Linked DNA regions of Homo sapiens: region 2 is linked to region 1. The links are chromatin loops, found by intact Hi-C in ENCODE. Cell type or tissue: endothelial cell of umbilical vein. All regions are shown on one strand.

The links. A loop is a pair of places that touch in the nucleus more often than their neighbours do. Peaks named below come from ENCODE experiments on the same cell type or tissue, not always from the same donor. Only the 100,000 strongest peaks of a DNase experiment are listed, where the experiment ranks them.
Region 2: it touches region 1 in a loop (12-fold over the local background); 8 of 110 quality-filtered maps call a loop at or near these places.

Annotation. Positions count from the first base shown.
Region 1 is chr17:42,522,544-42,530,543 of GRCh38, forward strand. It overlaps ATP6V0A1 (ATPase H+ transporting V0 subunit a1), which reads left to right. Exons shown (of 22, transcript NM_001130021.3): 22 at 1-36. Among named protein-coding and RNA genes, the nearest start is that of NAGLU, 9.7 kb to the right of the region's middle. In endothelial cell of umbilical vein, a CTCF peak has its summit at 4,883 (motif pointing left); DNase peaks (open chromatin) are centred at 3,738 and 4,878; H3K27ac peaks cover 1,500 bases.
Region 2 is chr17:42,217,621-42,225,620 of GRCh38, forward strand. STAT5B (signal transducer and activator of transcription 5B) reads right to left here. Exons shown (of 19, transcript NM_012448.4): 4 at 7,159-7,248; 5 at 5,762-5,936; 6 at 2,092-2,222; 7 at 1,692-1,843; 8 at 1,103-1,258; 9 at 531-710. Among named protein-coding and RNA genes, the nearest start is that of GHDC, 27 kb to the left of the region's middle. In endothelial cell of umbilical vein, a CTCF peak has its summit at 4,699 (motif pointing right); a DNase peak (open chromatin) is centred at 4,731.

The DNA of each region.
Region 1 (8,000 bases):
TCCTATGTTGAATAAAGTATGTTTGACTTCCCCGGAGAAGCTGCCTGTCACTGTGCCCACAGCCCCTGCGTCGCTCCAGGCTCAGCCATCTTGAGCCCCTGTGGACCCCTGACCTTCGCCTCCCTCCTCCAGCATTGCTGCTTTTCCTTCTATCAAAGGCCACAGCTTCAGTAGGCCTGGCTGGGCAGTTGGTTTGGGAAATTCTCACCTTGTCCCAAGTTTCCCAGGCGCCTTCCCACTCACAGGATCCAAGTCAGCTCTGCAGACACTACCTGTGGGAAGAGGGGACTGGGCAGCCCATCTTCGTCTCCCGTTTACTCATTGCACATCCAGACAGCATGGGGGCAGAGGGGCACTGGGTATCTCCCCACGCGCCTCTCCCTCTTCTCCAAGTGTGCCCTCCAGGGCCCAGTGGCCTGGCTATGTTGAGCCCTGATACCCCGGCCTTAGTGTAAGTGGAGGCTCCACACAGGTTCCTCAGGGCAGCTGGGGAATGTGAGGTGCTGGGATTGGCAGGCGGCAGGGTGGAGAGCAGGCAGACCGTCCAGGGTGGCAGGCTGGGCAGGAGGCCCCCTCCCCACTGCCTAGTGAGGCACTGCATTCTCGGTACCCTCCCTCTTCACTCCTCCCTCCAGGGGCCTCCAGGGCAGGGGCTGCCCAGGAATGTGACCTGGGCCCCAGACAGGTGAAGGGGCCACAACCCCCTGTTCATTCCATGTTCCAGCCTAACCTAAAGCCCTTCCTCCTCCCTAACAGTGCTACCTGTCCCTGGTGTCGGCCCTGAGAGGCCCACCCCACCCAGCTCCTCAAAGATAAGGTCCCGAGTGGAAACTCTGGTCATTGAGGTCTCAGCTTCTGCTCAGTGGGAAGGGAAGGCCTCATAAGAATAGATATTTGGAATCATTGGATTCGAATTGAGAGTCCAGGAATAAATCCTAACATTTATGGTCACTTGATTTTTGATAAAGGGGTCAAGATAATTCAATGAGGAAAGATCTCTCTTTTTCAACAAATGACACTGGTACAATGGGGTTTCCACATGCAAAGAAACAAATTTGGGCCACTATCCCCACCATATGCAAAAATTACCTCAAAGTGGATTCCAGACCTAAAATGTAAGTGAAAACGATAAAACTCTTAGGGGAAACCATAGGAGTACATCTTCCTAACCTTGAGTTAGCCAGTGATTTCTAGATATGACACTCAAAGCACAAGTGATAAAAAATAAAAAAAAACACATAGATAAGTTAGCCTTCAGCAAAATTAAAAGCTTTTGTGCTTCGCCGGGCACGGTGGCTCACACCTGTAATCCCAGCACTTTGGGAGGCCGAGGCAGGCGGATCACCTGAGGTCAGGAGTTCAAGACCAGCCTGGCCAACATGGAGAAACCCCGTCTCTACTAAAAATACAAACAATTAGCTGAGTGTGGTGGCGCATGCCTGTAATCCCAGCAACTTGGGAGGCTGAGGCAGGAGAATCGCTTGAACCCGGGAGGCAGAGGTTGCAGTGAACCGAGGTCGTGCCACTGTACTCCAGCCTGGGCGACGAGTGAAACTCCATCTCAAAAGAAAAAAAAAGGGTTTGTGCTTCAAAGATCAGAATCTAGAAACTGAAAAGACAACCCTCATAGAAGAAAATATTTGTAGATCATATATCTGATAAAGGACTTGTATCTAGGATATATAAGTAACTCTTACACCCAATAATAAAAACAACTCAGTTTTTTTAAATGGGCAAAGGGGTTGAATAGGCATTTCTCCAAGTAAGCAATATGAATGGCCAATAAACCCATGAAAAGATGCTCAACACCATTAGTCATTACAGAAATGCAAATGAAAACCACAATGAGATACCACATCACACCCACTAAAAAGGCAATAAGAAAATTACAAGTGTTGGGCCGGGCGCGGTGGCTCATGCCTGTAATCCTAGCACTTTGGGAGGCCGAGGCGGGTGGATCACGAGGTCAGGAGATCGAGACCATCCTGGCTAACACGGTGAAACCCCGTCTCTACCAAAAATACAAAAAATTAGCCGGCCATGGTGGCGGGTGCCTATAGTCCCAGCTACTCGGGAGGCTGAGGCAGGAGAATGGCGTGAACCTGGGAGGCGGAGCTTGCAGTGAGCCGAGATTGCGCCACTGCACTCCAGCCTGGGCAACAGAGCAAGACTCCATCTCAAAAAAAATGAGAAAATTACAAGTGTTGGCAAGGAGAAATTGGAACCCAATTCACTGCTGGTGGGAATGTAAAATGGTGCAGCTGCTTTGGAAAGCAGTCTGGCAGTTCCTCAACATATTAAACAGAATTGGCTGGGCACAGTGGCTCATGCCTGTAATCCGAGCACTTTGGGAAGCCGAGGTGGGTGGATCATGAGGTCAGGAGATCAAGGCCAGCCTGGCCAAGATGATGAAACTCCGTCTCTACTAAAAATACAAAAATTAGCCAGGCGCAGTGGCAGGTGCCTGTAATCCCAGCTACTCAGGAGGCTGAGGCGGGAGAATCTCTTGAACCCGGGCGGCAGAGGTTGCAGTGAGCTGAGATCGCACCACTGCACTCCAGCCTGGATGACAGAGTGAGACTCTGTCTCAAAAAAAAATATTAAACAGAATTAACGTAAGACCCAGCAATTCCACTTTCTTATCTACCCCAAGAAAAATGAAATCATACCCACAAAAACTTGCACAGAAATGTTCATGGAAGTATTATTCATAATAGCCCCAAAATGGAAACAGCCCGATGTCCACCAGCTGATAAATGGATCCATAAAAGGTGGGATGGGCATGATGAATATTATTCTACAATTAACAAGAATGAGGTACTGATGCATGCTACAACATGAATGGACCTCAAAAACCAGCCACAGAAGACCAACAATTTATGATTCCGTGTATCTGGAATGTCTAGAATAGACAAACCCATAGACACAGATTTGGTGGATACCAGGAGCTGGCTGCCAGATGGGGCTGGGGAGAGAGTTATGATGGGGAGTGACTCCCAAGGAGTATGGAGTTTCTTTTTGAATGATGAAAATGTAAAGTTAGGCTGCTGATGGCTGCACAATTATGTGAATATACTAAAACCCATTGAATTGTACACTTTACATTGGTAAATTTTTTTTTGAGATGGAGTCTTGCTCTGTTGCCCAGGCTGGAGTACAGTGGCACAATCTTGGCTCACTGCAACCTCTGCCTCCCAAGTTCAAAGGATTCTCCCACCTCAGCCTCCTGAGTAGCCAGGATTACAGGCACGCACCACCACACCTGGCTAATTTTTTTTTTTCCTGAGATGGAGTTTCACTCTTGTTGCCCAGGCTGGAGTGCAATGGCACGATCTTCACTCACTGCAACCTCTGCCTCCCGGGTTCAAGCGATTCTCCTGCCTCAGCCTCCTGAGTAGTTGGGATTATTGGCATGGGGCACCACACCCTAATTTTTGTATTTTTAGTAGAGACGGGGTTTGGCCATGTTGGCCAGGCTGGTCTCGAACTCCTGACCTCACGTGATCTGCCCGCCTTGGCCTTCCAAAGTGCTGGGATTACAGGCGTGGGCCACCGCGCCCAGCCTTACATTAGTAAATTTTATGGCATATAATCTGAATAAAGTGGGAGTGGCCTAGGACTTCCTTGGGAAGAAATTCCTCCCATGTCTCTCTGATGAACTGGGAGGAAGCAGGGCCAGTGAGTCCTTGGCTAGACTGAGTTCTCAGAATCTAGTGGCCTTGGGCTCCTTCCAGCTAAAGATGGGCTGACCAAGACTGAGCTGTGGAGTGTGCAGGAAGTCCCAGAGCCCTGTGGTAGGGGGTGGGGAACAGGATGGCTGCATCCACTTGTTCCTGGGGGTTTTTTTCTTTGTTTTTGTTTTGTTTTGCTTGGTTTTGTTTTGTTTGAGACGGAGTTTTGCTCTTGTTGCCCAGGCTGGAGTCCAACGGTGCGACCTTGGCTCACTGCAACCTCTGCCTTCCGGGGTTCAAGCGATTCTCTTGCCTCAGCCTCCCAAGTTGCTGGGACTACAGGCGCCTGCCACCACGCCTGGCTAATTTCTTGTATTTTTAGTAGAGATGAGATTTCGCCATGTTGGCCAGGCTGGTCTGTAACTCCTGACCTCAAGTGATCCACCCACCTTGGCCTCCCAAGTGCTGGGATTACAGGCGTGAGCCACTGTGCCTGGCCATTTGCTTCTGTTTTTTTTTTGTTGTTGTTTGTCTGTTTTTTGTTTTTTGTTTTTTTGAGACAGAGTCTCGCTCTGACACCCAGTCTGGAGTGCAGTGGCGCAATATCAGCTCACTGCAAGCTCCGCCTCCCGGGTTCACGCCATTCTCCTGCCTCAGCCTCCTGAGTAGCTGGGACTACAGGCGCCCGCCACCATGCCTGGCTAATTTTTTGTATTTTTAGTAGAGACGGGGTTTCACCGTGTTAGCCAGGATGGTCTCAATCTCCTGACCTCGTGATCCGCCCGCCTTGGCCTCCCAAAGTGCTGGGATTGCAGGCATGAGCCACCGCGCCCGGCTGCTCCTGTTTTTAAGAGATGTGCCTTTACCCTGATCCCCCTCTTGTGGAACCCCAGGACCCCAGACATCTGTCTGATGAGTCTGTGCCCTGGTCCAGGAAATGCCCCTCATCTTGAGGTCCTAGAACCAGTGTGGGAGAGGGTGGCCTTGGCATGCTTGGCCTGGGGAGTCCCAAGCTTTGTAGAGATAGGGGACAAGTCTATCACCACCTTCACTGGATGGGACTATACTTCTTTCTGCCCCAGGAACCTTGGGTAGAGGGGGCATTGGACCTCAAAGCCAGCTGGCAGCCTCAGCATTTCAGATCAAAGTGGCCTGCCTCTTCAACGTCTCAGCCTACCCAAGGCATGTCCTAGGTGTAGGCTGCTCTCTGGTGGCCAGATAGGGAAGGACTCATTCATCCTTTGGCAAGGTGGGCTGCGATCTGAGCTGGGCTGTGTGATAGGCAGGCAACTGGATTAGACGGGCAGAGACAAAGCAATCCTGGGGTATTCTGGAGCACATAAGCAGAGGGGTAGGCTAGCCAGGAGCAAAAGATGAGATGGGCTGGAGAGCACGCAGAGAGCCCAGCCAACTTGCTTCACACACACTACTGGAAAAGTAATGAGTTGTGTCACAACTCAGGCTGGGCGCAGTGGCTCATGCCTGCAATACTAGCACTTTGGGAGGCCAAGGCGGGTGGATCACCTGAGGTCAGGAGTTCAAGACCAGCCTGGCGAAACCCCGTCTCTACTAAAAATACAAAAATTAGCCAGGCAAAACCCCGTCTCTACTAAAAATACAAAAATTAGCCAGCCAATGCATGACAGTAGTCCCAGCTAGTCTGGAGGCTGAGACAGGAGATGGCACCACTGCACTCCAGCCATGGGGGACAGAGCCAGACTCCATCTCAAAAAAAAAAAAAAAAAGGCGATCAAACAGTACTAAAGGCCCTATTATCAAATAAATAAATAAATAAATAAATAAAGGCTTTCACTCACAGTGTGACTCTCCCCCTCCCTCCCACAACCACTGTTTACAGAGCCTTAAAAAAAAAGCAAACAAACAGATGATAATGTGTTATCTTGCTCTGTCACTCTGTGGCCTGGCCTGCAGTGCTGTGGTGCCATCTGGACTCACTGCAGCCTCGACCTCCCAGGCTCAAGCGATCCTCCCCTCTCAACCTCCCTAGTAGCCGAGACCACAGGTGCATGCCACCATGCCGGGCTAATCTTTGTATTTTTTGTAGAGAAGGGGTTTTGCCATGTTGCCTAGGCTGGTCTCGGACTCCTAGATTCAAGTGATCCGCCTGCCTCAACCTCCTAGGATCAGGGGCCACCGCAACGGGCTAGACTTTTTTTTTTTTTTAAGTCAGGGTCTTGCTTTGTTGCTGCCGAGACCAGCTGGGTCAGAGAGACCCTAACCCAGCGGCGCTAGAGGAATTAAAGACACACATACAGAAATATAGAGGTGTGAAGTGGGAAATCAGGGGTCTCACAGCCTTCAGAGCTGAGATCCCTGAACAGAGATTTACCCACATATTTATTAACAGCAAGCCAGTCATTAGCATTGTTTCTACAGATATTAAATTAACTAAAAGTATCCTTTGTGGGAAACGAAGAGATGGGCAATTAAAGGAATAGGTTGGGCTAGTTAACTGCAGCAGGAGCATGTCCTTAAGGCACAGATCGTTCATGCTATTGTTTATGGCTTAAGAATGCCTTTAAGCAGTTTTCCACCCTGGGCAGGCCACGTGTTCCTTGCCCTCATTCTGGTAAACTGACAGCCTTCCAGCGTGGGCGTTATGTTCATCATGAACATGTCACAGTGCTGCAGAGATTTTGTTTATGGCCAGTTTTGGGGCCGGTTTATGGCCAGATTTTGCGGGGCTTGTTCCCAACAGTTGCCTGGCTTGGAGTGCAGTGGTGTGATCATGGCTCACTGCAGCCTCAAACCCCTGGGCTCAAGCCATCCTCCCACCTCAGCCTACTGAGGAGCTAGCTGGGACCACAAACACAGGCCTCTGTGCCCAGATGATTTTTGTAGAGACAGGGTTTTTCCATGTTACCCAGGCTGGTCTCAAACTCCTGGACTCAAGTGTTCCACCTGCCTCAGCCTCCCTAAGTGCTGTGACTACAGGTGTGAGCCACCACATCTAGCACACCTAGTGCAGTCCTTCTAGAGACTGGGCCACTCCCAGCCCCGGAGCAACCTTACTTAAGCCCTCCCCGATCAGATAGGCAGCCTGACAAGTTGCATTTCCTGGGGAAGAGCAGCAAGAACCCTGCTCTGGGAGTCAGGAGTTCCCGATTCTAGCCCAGAGCTGCTTTCCTTACTAGTTATTGATCTTGCCCAACTCACTTCCTGTCTCTGGCTCTGTTTCCCAATCTGTAAAATTGTTACTGGAAAGGGGTCCCAATCTAGACCCAAAGAAAGGTGAGGAGAGCAAAAATCACCCCCCCCAAGACAAAAAGTTCTTATCTGAGCAATTTAGATAAGGAGCAATCCGCCAGGCGCAGTGGCTCACACCTGTAATCCCAGCACTTTGGGAGGCCGAGGCGGGTGGATCACGAGGTTAGGAGATCGAGACCATCCTGGCTAACATGGTGAAACCTCGTCTCTACTAAAAATACAAAAAATTAGCTGGGCGTGGTGGCGGGGCACCTGTAGTCCCAGCTACTCGGGAGGCTGAGGCAGGAGAATGGCATGAACCCGGGAGGCGGAGCTTGCAGTGAGCAGAGATCGAACCACTGCACTCCAGCCTGGGTGATAGAGCAAGACTCCGTCTCAAAAAAAAAAAAAAAAAGGAGCAATCCAAGGAGCAAAGACCACCTGTTGACCATCAAACAGGCCATCTGGAGGCGAAACTCCTTGCCTGGGGAATTTAGAAGTAATAAAGGCCAGGCATGGTGAATCACACACACTTTGTGAGCACTTTGGGAGCCAAGGCAGGTGGATCACTTGAGGTCAACAGTTAGAGACCAGCCTGGCCAACATGATGAAACACCCTCCCTGCAAAAATTAGCCGGGCATGATGGTGCATGCCTGTAATCCCAGCTACTCAGGAGACTAAGACAGGAGAATTGGTTGAACCAGCAGGCAGAGGTTGCAGTGAGCTGAGATCAGGCCACTGCACTCCAGCTTGGGCGACAGAGGGAGACTCTGTCTCAAAAGAAAAAACAAACAAAAAAAACTTCCCTAGTATTTAAAGTCGGCATCTGATTCCAAGCCTCTTTCAACTTTTATAAGTAACTAAAATGTCTATACATTCTTTTTAAAAAAAAAAAAAAATTCAACAAACACTTATTTCTCACACTTCTGGAGGCTAGGAAGTCCAAGATCAAGGTGCTTATAGATTCAGTGTCTGGTGGGGGCTCACTTCCTGCTTTATGAGCTATGCCTTCTCACTGTGGTTTCACATGGTAGAAAGGGGTAGGGCTTTCTCTCTGGCCTCCCTTACAAAGGCACCAACCCCATTCCTGAGGGCTCTGCCCTCACAACGTAAAATTTCTG
Region 2 (8,000 bases), 300 kb before region 1:
TCTCGGACGTATCTCTACAAAATGAAACAAGATCAAACTATCTTCACAGAAAACAGTTCCTAAGAGAACTTTTTTTTTTTTTTTTGTGACGGAGTTTTGCTCTTGTTGCCCAGGCTGGAGTGCAGTGGCGTGATCTCAGCTCACTGCAATCTCAGCTCACTGCAATCTCTGCCTCCCAGGTTCAAGGGATTCTCCTGCCTCAGGCTCTCTAGTGGCTGGGATTACAGGTGCCTGCCACCACGCCCGGCTAATTTTTTGTATTTTTAGTAGAGACAGGGTTTCACCATGTTGGCCAGGCTGGTCTTGAACTCCTGACCTCAGGTGATCTGCCCACCTCGGCCTCTTAAAGTGCTTGGATTACAGGTGTGAGCCACCACACCAGGCCCAAGAACTTCCTTATATTCCTTTGCTGATGCCCAGAAGAGGCCAGAAGGGCAAACAGGGATCTGACACAGGAGGCAGAATTCTTTTTTTCCTGTTGCCAGGACATGAGACAAGTAGCAGGGAATGAGAGGAAGCTGCACAATTACTTGCGGGTGTTCTCGTTCTTGAGCAGAGACTTGGCCTGCTGCTCACTGATGATGGTGGCCTTCACCTGGGGGGGGTTCATGTGCACGTTCAGCTTCCCGCCCACCAGCAGGCGCACAGTGGCTGCAAACTTGGTCTGGGTCTTCAGGACCTGAGGAGGCTGCTTCTCAATGATGAACGTGCTGCAGGGGACACAGGGACAGATGCATGATGAGGGGCTGGTGCAGGGGAAAGGGCTCTCAGTCCCTCTGTGGTGGGGGTGGGGCTGCCTCCCGAGGGGCTCAGGAGGTGAAGAGCTCGGGCACAGCCTCTGTTCCTGGGGAAGCCGTGAGAGTCCAGGGAGAGGATGGAGAGGGGAGTGAGATAACACAGAAGCTGGCATGGGCTGCAGCCCAAGGGCATCTCTTGCAGTGTCCACAGGAGAAACTGGGCAAGGGCCACAGCAACTGGAGATGGAGTTGGGAGGGATGAGAGGCAGGAAGTGGATCTGCTGGTCTGGAAGGCACCTGCGGCTCCCCCCACGCAGGCAGGAGCTGCCCCAAGCTCCTGGGCATGGCAAACAGGCAGCAGTCACCTGGTCACCAGGGCTGAGATAATGTCCGTGATGGTGGCGTTGACCTCGGCCAGCATCTCCTCCACTGGGCCGGGGATGGGCAGCTGCTGGCAGAGGTGCTCAGCCCTGCGGATCTGCTGCCGGTTCTGCCAGATGATCTCGGCCAACTTCTCACACCTGCACGAGAGCCCCAAGGCCAACAGGAGGACAATGGCTCCTCCGCACAGACGCCAGGCCCCAAGACACAGCTCCCGTTCCCCCAGGAAGGCTCTGTGCTTTCGCCACACTTCCCACCCATGGGAAGAGCAGAGCTCCCTGCCTCCCAGAATTAGAGACGTACACAGGAGGGGCGACCCTGACTAGGCCCAAACAGCCCAAGCATCACCCCACACACCCGAACCCTGTCCCATCTCCAGGACAGCAGCCCCCTTCCTGGGGGAGGTGCACAGGATGGGGGCCAAAGTCTGATTGAGGAACCAGGCTCCCTGGAGAAACAAGAGCTGTCCCAGGATGGAGGGGGCCTGCTGCAGGAGCCAGCACAGGACGCAGAAGCAGCCGGGATCCCCACCAGCCCCTCCTGCCCTGCCCGCTGGCCGCCCCACACCATTACCAGGACTGTAGCACGTCCAGGCTGCCCTCGGGGGGCCCGCCGTTCCCGGCCAGCTGCTGCCGCCGCTTCCACTGGATCAGCTCGTCATCCAGGATGATGGTCTGCTGCTTCCGCAGCAGCTGCAGGGTCTTCTGGTGCTTCTCGGCCAGCTCCTGAGGGAAGGGAGGAGAGCAGCCCCTTCTGGGCTCCCAGAGAACACCGCAGGGCCTCGCTGGGAAATGGCAGGGCAGGGCCCAGGCCGTTCCCTCTCCCCAAGCTGCTCTGCCTCGCAAGGCCCCCAGGAAAAAAGGCCTCCTGCCCTCCCAGGTTCTGCTCTCATGCTGGTCCCAGCCCTCCCTCGGGTCCCCAGAGACTGACTTCATGGCACCCACGCCCAGGAGAGGCCCAGGACCCCACTCACCACGCGGTACTGCTGCAGTGTCTGTGCCTCACGCTGCAACCAGGCCTCCAGAGACACCTGCTTCTGCTGGAGGGCCGTCTCCCGGCTCAGACGCTCCTGGGGGCTCAGCTGGGCCAGCGGGCCAAACTGAGCTAGAGGAGGGGAGAGGAAACCATGACCATCACCTCCCAGTGTCCAACAGGAGGCCCAGAGAAGCCCACTCACCCGTTCTGGAGCGAGACCCTCCTGGGCTCAGATACTGCATTAAGGGCAAGTCGGGGTTCCTGACAGCCAGGGGGGCCAAGATGAATGGGTGCCCCAGGAGGCGCCTCTGGGCCCTGCTCGCCAGCCTCCTGACTCTGAGCCGTCCCCTCTGGGGGCACACGGGTGCTGGGGCAGCTGGGGAGGAGGCCTGCCTGCCTCCTGCCCGCCTGCCTCACAGGGCTGCCAGCCCTCTTCTCGCGGCCCAGCATGGGTCCAGGCTGTCTGGGGTGTAAGTGTGCCCATGCCCTTGACTGCAGGTGAACCTGGGCAAATCGCTTTCCTTTCCTGTGCCTTGGCTTCCCCACGTGTAAAACGGGAGATTCTCGGCACCTGCCTCAGTGGGGTGCATTAAGATTAAATACATGAGGACATGGAAGATGCCAGAAAGCTGCCTGACATGGGTGAGCTCTGTGTGAGGTTCGTGCTTCTTGGTTAACGGGGAACAGGACAGAGAGAAGAGGTGACAGAGACAAGCAGCTGCTCGGCCCCATCCCTCCCGCAGCAAGGCCTCTTCAGGGAAACCCAGCCCCGGCGGCTCTGTCTAGTCCCTGAGCACAGCAATCCCTCCTCAGGGGAGGATGAGATTCTTGAGAGGCTGGAAGGGGCCCAGCATGTTTGTCCAGGTGAGCTCACTGTGAACCCAGCCAACCAACCAGGGAACACGGACAGACAGACAGACCGCAGAGGGAGAGCATGTCCAGGGCCACTGGGGATGCAGAGCCACCAAGATTCTCTCAGGAAAGGGAGGCCGAAGGGAGGCGGCTTCCCTCCACACCATCTGTGAGGAGTCTCATTGATGGCGGGACAGGGAGTAAGTTAGGCCTCATTACCTTTTAAAAATTATTATGAAATAGGTAAGACACAGGGAACGTGGAACACAGGAGCACCTGTGTATCAATAACCCAGGCTAAGAAAGTAAACATGTCCACAGTTACAACCACCACCGCAGGCCCACCCCACCCTCCCAGCGACAGCCCGTCTCCACCACACTGGGACTATTAATCCCTTCCCATCACCTTCTCAACAGCCCAGAGTCCTTGCTTGAGCTGAGTCAGAAGATGCGCGCACCAGCATGTCTTGGTCGAGCTCCTGGCTGGCCCCTGAGGGCCACGTCACTCTGACCCCAGCCCTGACCCATGGGATGCACAAGCTGGGACAGACAAAAGCAACTCTATGTAGCCAGGAACAGCCCAGAGCTAGAACTCAGAAATATGGCTCCAATCTCACTGCAGGTATCGAGCAGGAAGAGGATCATCCAGGGACGGACAGATCCAAGGTATCTGCACGGCTACCTCAGGAATCCTGCCCAGCCACAGGGAGGGTGGTGGTGATCCCAACACCTGGGCCCAGCCTTCCTATGCAAGGGACCCACTTAGGGCTCTCCTGGAAATTTGCAGAAGCTTTTGGGAAGGAGGCCAGGGAGACGGGAAGCAATTTCCCTACTCCACTGGAGGCAGCTGAGCCTTCCCTGGCAAAAGCAGATCAATAGTCTGTGTTTCTGCTGAGTGAACTTGACAAATGGGACTGAGAAGACACTGCGTGATAGATCCAAACCCAACCTGAATCCAAACCTAATCCGCCACCATGCACAGGAAACAGAAAAGCCAGGCACGGGATCAGAAATACTGTTGACAGTCTAAGGACTTGGGTAGGAATAGCCATCCCAAATCTTCCGTTTCCATTCTCTGAAGGAGCTGCCCTTCTTCTAGGGCCAGTCTAGGATGGATTCAGATAAAAAAGGAAGACAGGCTAGAATCATCCTGTCAACCTTTACTCAATAACTGTTATGTTTCAGGCATTGTGCTGGCCTCAGGGTACAGAGATAAAAGATATAGTCCCTTCTCAAAGATTTATATTCCAGTGGAGAAGATAAAGAGTAAATAAGTAGTATCACTATAGACATAAAATGGAACCTACATACATGGAATTAGAGGAGCATGTGCTGTGTGTGTGTGTGTGTGCTGTGTGTCTATGTGTGTGTGGTGTGTATGTGTGGTGTGTGTGTGTGCTATGTGTGGTGTGTGTGTGCTGTGTGTGGTGTGGTGTGTGTGTGCTGTGTGTGGTGTGGTGTGTGTGGTGTGGTGTGTGTGTGCTGTGTGTCTGTGTGTGTGCTGTGTGTGGTGTGTGTGTGCTGTGTGTGTGCACTGTGTGTCTCTGTGTGCTGTGGGGGGTGTGTGTGCTGTGTGTGTGTGTGCTGTGTGTGTGATGTGTGTGGTGTGTGTGTGTGCTGTGTTGTCTGTGTGTGCTGTGTGTGTGTGTGTTTGGAGGGGCTGGGTGGTTGAGCCAAGGCTTCTCTGAGACTGAGCTGGGCATGGAAGCAGAGAGGAAACTATTAAAGCTCAAACTGCCAAACTGCTACAGGGTCAAAAGGGGGCGCTGGTGGGGCTCCACAGCCTCACCACAGACTGAAGCTCTCTGTGCCCCAACTACTAAGCAGGATTTATACCAGGCTAGGGAAGCTCTGTCCATAAGGGCTACCTAAGGGGCGTTAAGTGTACTCTGTTTCAGGAAGACCTCTGTGAATAACTGCATAGAACATTAGAAATCATATACAGGTCCTTAGTACTTACACGTACCTGCTTAGAAAGGTTTCTTTTCCCCCTTAGAGATAGGGTCTTACTATGTTGCCTAAGCTAGTCTGAAACTACTGGCCTCAAGTGATCCTCCTGCCCTGGCCTCCCAAAGCACCAGGATTACAGGTGTGCAAAACCACTCCCAGCTTAGAATTTTTTTTTTTTTTTTTTGAGACAGAATTTTGCTCTTTTTGTCCAGGCTGGAGTGCAATGGTGAGATCTCGGCTCCCTGCAACCTCCGCCTCCCGGGTTCAAGAGATTCTCTTGCCTCAGCCTCCCAAGTAGCTGGGATTACATGCATGCGCCACTGGGATGCCCAGCTAATTTTGTATTTTTAGTAGAGACGGGGTTTCACCATGTTGGCCAGGCTGGTCTCGAACTCCTGACCTCAGGTGATCCGCCTGCCTCAGCCTCCCAAAGTGCTGGGATTACAGGTGTGAGCCACCGTGCCCAGCCAGAAAAATTTTTAAACATGTAATTATATAATTTCCTATTTATCATTTCAATAAAGCTCCACTTATAATATGCCTACTATATACAAAAGTATTGTTTGCTAGTATTTATTTAGACTGTGAGCTCCTTCTCAAAAGAAGAAATGTCTTCCCTGGCAGCTCAGAAGCTCCCTGGATGTGGGGACCTGAGTGAGATATGCACTTAAGCGGGGGGTCCTGTCATCTCCCCTTCCTAAATCTCATCCTCTCAGCACTGTCTTCAATGCAAATAAGTCCCTGCTACTCAGAGAAAGGTCGCTGCCTCCGAATGGAAAGTGTGCTTTCTCCCAACCCCACCAGAGCTGCTTTCCAGTCCCCAGGCCCAATCCTCAAGTTGCACAATGTGCCTCCACCGCGCCTCACCTTGGATCCTCAGGCTCTCCTGGTACTGGATGATGAAGTACTCCTGAGTCTGCTGCAGCTTTTTTAACTCATTCTCTGTGTCCTGCGTGACCAGTCGCAGCTCCTCAAACGTCTGGTTGATCTGGAGGTGTTTCTGGGACATGGCATCAGCAAGGCTTCCAGCTGGAGAGCTACCCTGGGAACATATGGGGGGCAGTGCAAGGCAGTGCGAATGGGAGGAAGACTGAGGCCTTAATCCCCAGGAAAAGCCAGCTCCTACAACCAGGGTAAGACCCCAAAAGGTAAATTTTGAGTCGGGAGGAAAAGCAAACGTCATCATGAGACACAGGGTGGAGTGGGAAAAGTGAGAAACAGGTGAGCGGACAGATCATGGCTCAGATCACAAAGCATGGGAGAAGCTTCCATTTCAGATCTGACCTCCACCAGAGTATTCCAAACGAGGTCCATTGAATTACCTTTGGAGAAACTAGAACGTAACCTGGTCCAGTGTCACCTGGGTTTTCCTACTAATGAGGAGGTGGAGTGATTCCTCTTCCACTCACTGACCCAATGCAAGGACGGCATTAAGCATTAGGGAGGCCATGGGGAGCAGGGCCATGTGAACACACATCATCTGTGTCCTCACTCAAGATATTCTCGTGATGGAATCATTTGCTTCCACCATGGAAGAGGCCAAACCTCTTGCAGGCATCCTGGAGACCCCAGGGTGAAGTGATGGGGGAGGCATAAACAAGGTCTCTGTGGACCCAGCCCTGTAAGTGACCTGATCAGACCACTCCTTCCACACCTGATTCAGGGGCTAGGGAAAAGTCTTTCCTAAGTATTCTCACCTGAATATGAGCATGCCTTTACTAAAAAATTATTCAGCTGAGGTTGAATTACTTTGCACTTGTTCACATTGTCTTGTGGTTGCAATCTCATCAAGGTTATAAATCAGTTAAGATCAGAGACCACATCTTCTATTTCATTTTTTTTTTTTTGAGACAGGGTCTCACTCCATCACCCATGAGTGCAGGGGTGCGATCATGGCTCACTGCAGCCTCTACCTCCTGGGCTCAAGGGATCTTCCCACTTCAGGTTTTCGAACAGCCAGGACTACAGGCATATGCCACCATGCCCAGCTAATTTTTTTGTATTTTTGGTAGAGACGGGGTTTCATCATGTTGCCCAGGGTGCTCTCGAACTCCTGGGCTCAGGCAATCTGCCTGCCTCAGCCTCCCAAAGTGCTGGGCTGCACTCAGTCAAGTCTCCTATTTCTTTTGTGCCCCTTAGGATGAAGCTCTCTTTAAAGAGACACCAATAGTGCACCCTGAGTCACCTTGACAAAGGTGGGTCCAGAGGGAGGTGGGTAAGAAAAGACTTCCCGACTGCCCTCCCCATCCCTATGGGACACTCACATTGTTGGCTTCTCGGACCAACCTCTGTTCATTGTACAATATATGGCGGATGCAGCGGACCAGCTCCATGGGGCAGCGGTCATACGTGTTCTGAAAGAATCCAACAGCAGACATCACTTTGTGCCACTCCACACTATGGGCCCTAACCATGCCTCAGGATGGGGAGCCTCCTGAGGGACCTCCTGAATCACAGGAGGCACTGTTCCTCCAATACCAACAGGAACAAGAAGGCACATCATGGAAATCCAATTGCAGTGAAAAGGTAAGATTGTTTTACTTCTTTTTTCTTTTTTTGAGACTGAGTCTCACTCTGTTGCCCAGGCTGGAGTGCAGTGGCACAACCTCGGGCCACTGCAACCTCTGCCTCCTGGGTTCAAGTAATTCTCCTGCCTTAGCCCCCCGAGTAGCTGGGATTACAGGGGCCCGCCACCACGCCTGGCTAATTTTTGTCTTTTTAGTAGAGATGGGGTTCCACCATGTTGGCCAGGCTGGTCTCGAACTCCTGACCTCAGGTGATCCACCTGCCTTAGCCTCCCAAAGTGCTGTTTTACTTTTTGCATCTTAATTTGCCTAAAGTATCCGGGGAACATTCTTAAAAACGGAATAAATAAGTTTTAAAAGCCTCGCAAGAGGAGAAACTGGATGCCACTCTCAAATGGGCAATCAAAACTACTACCACCAATGAGGGGACGAGGGACACTGCCCCCCTCTGGATGTGATACCCGAGAAGGACAAGTCACCTACAATTGTCCCTTGGCATCTGTGGGGGCTGGTTCCAGGACCCACTTGGATACCAAAATCTGCAGATGCTCAAGTTCCTTATATAAAATGGCATCGTTTTG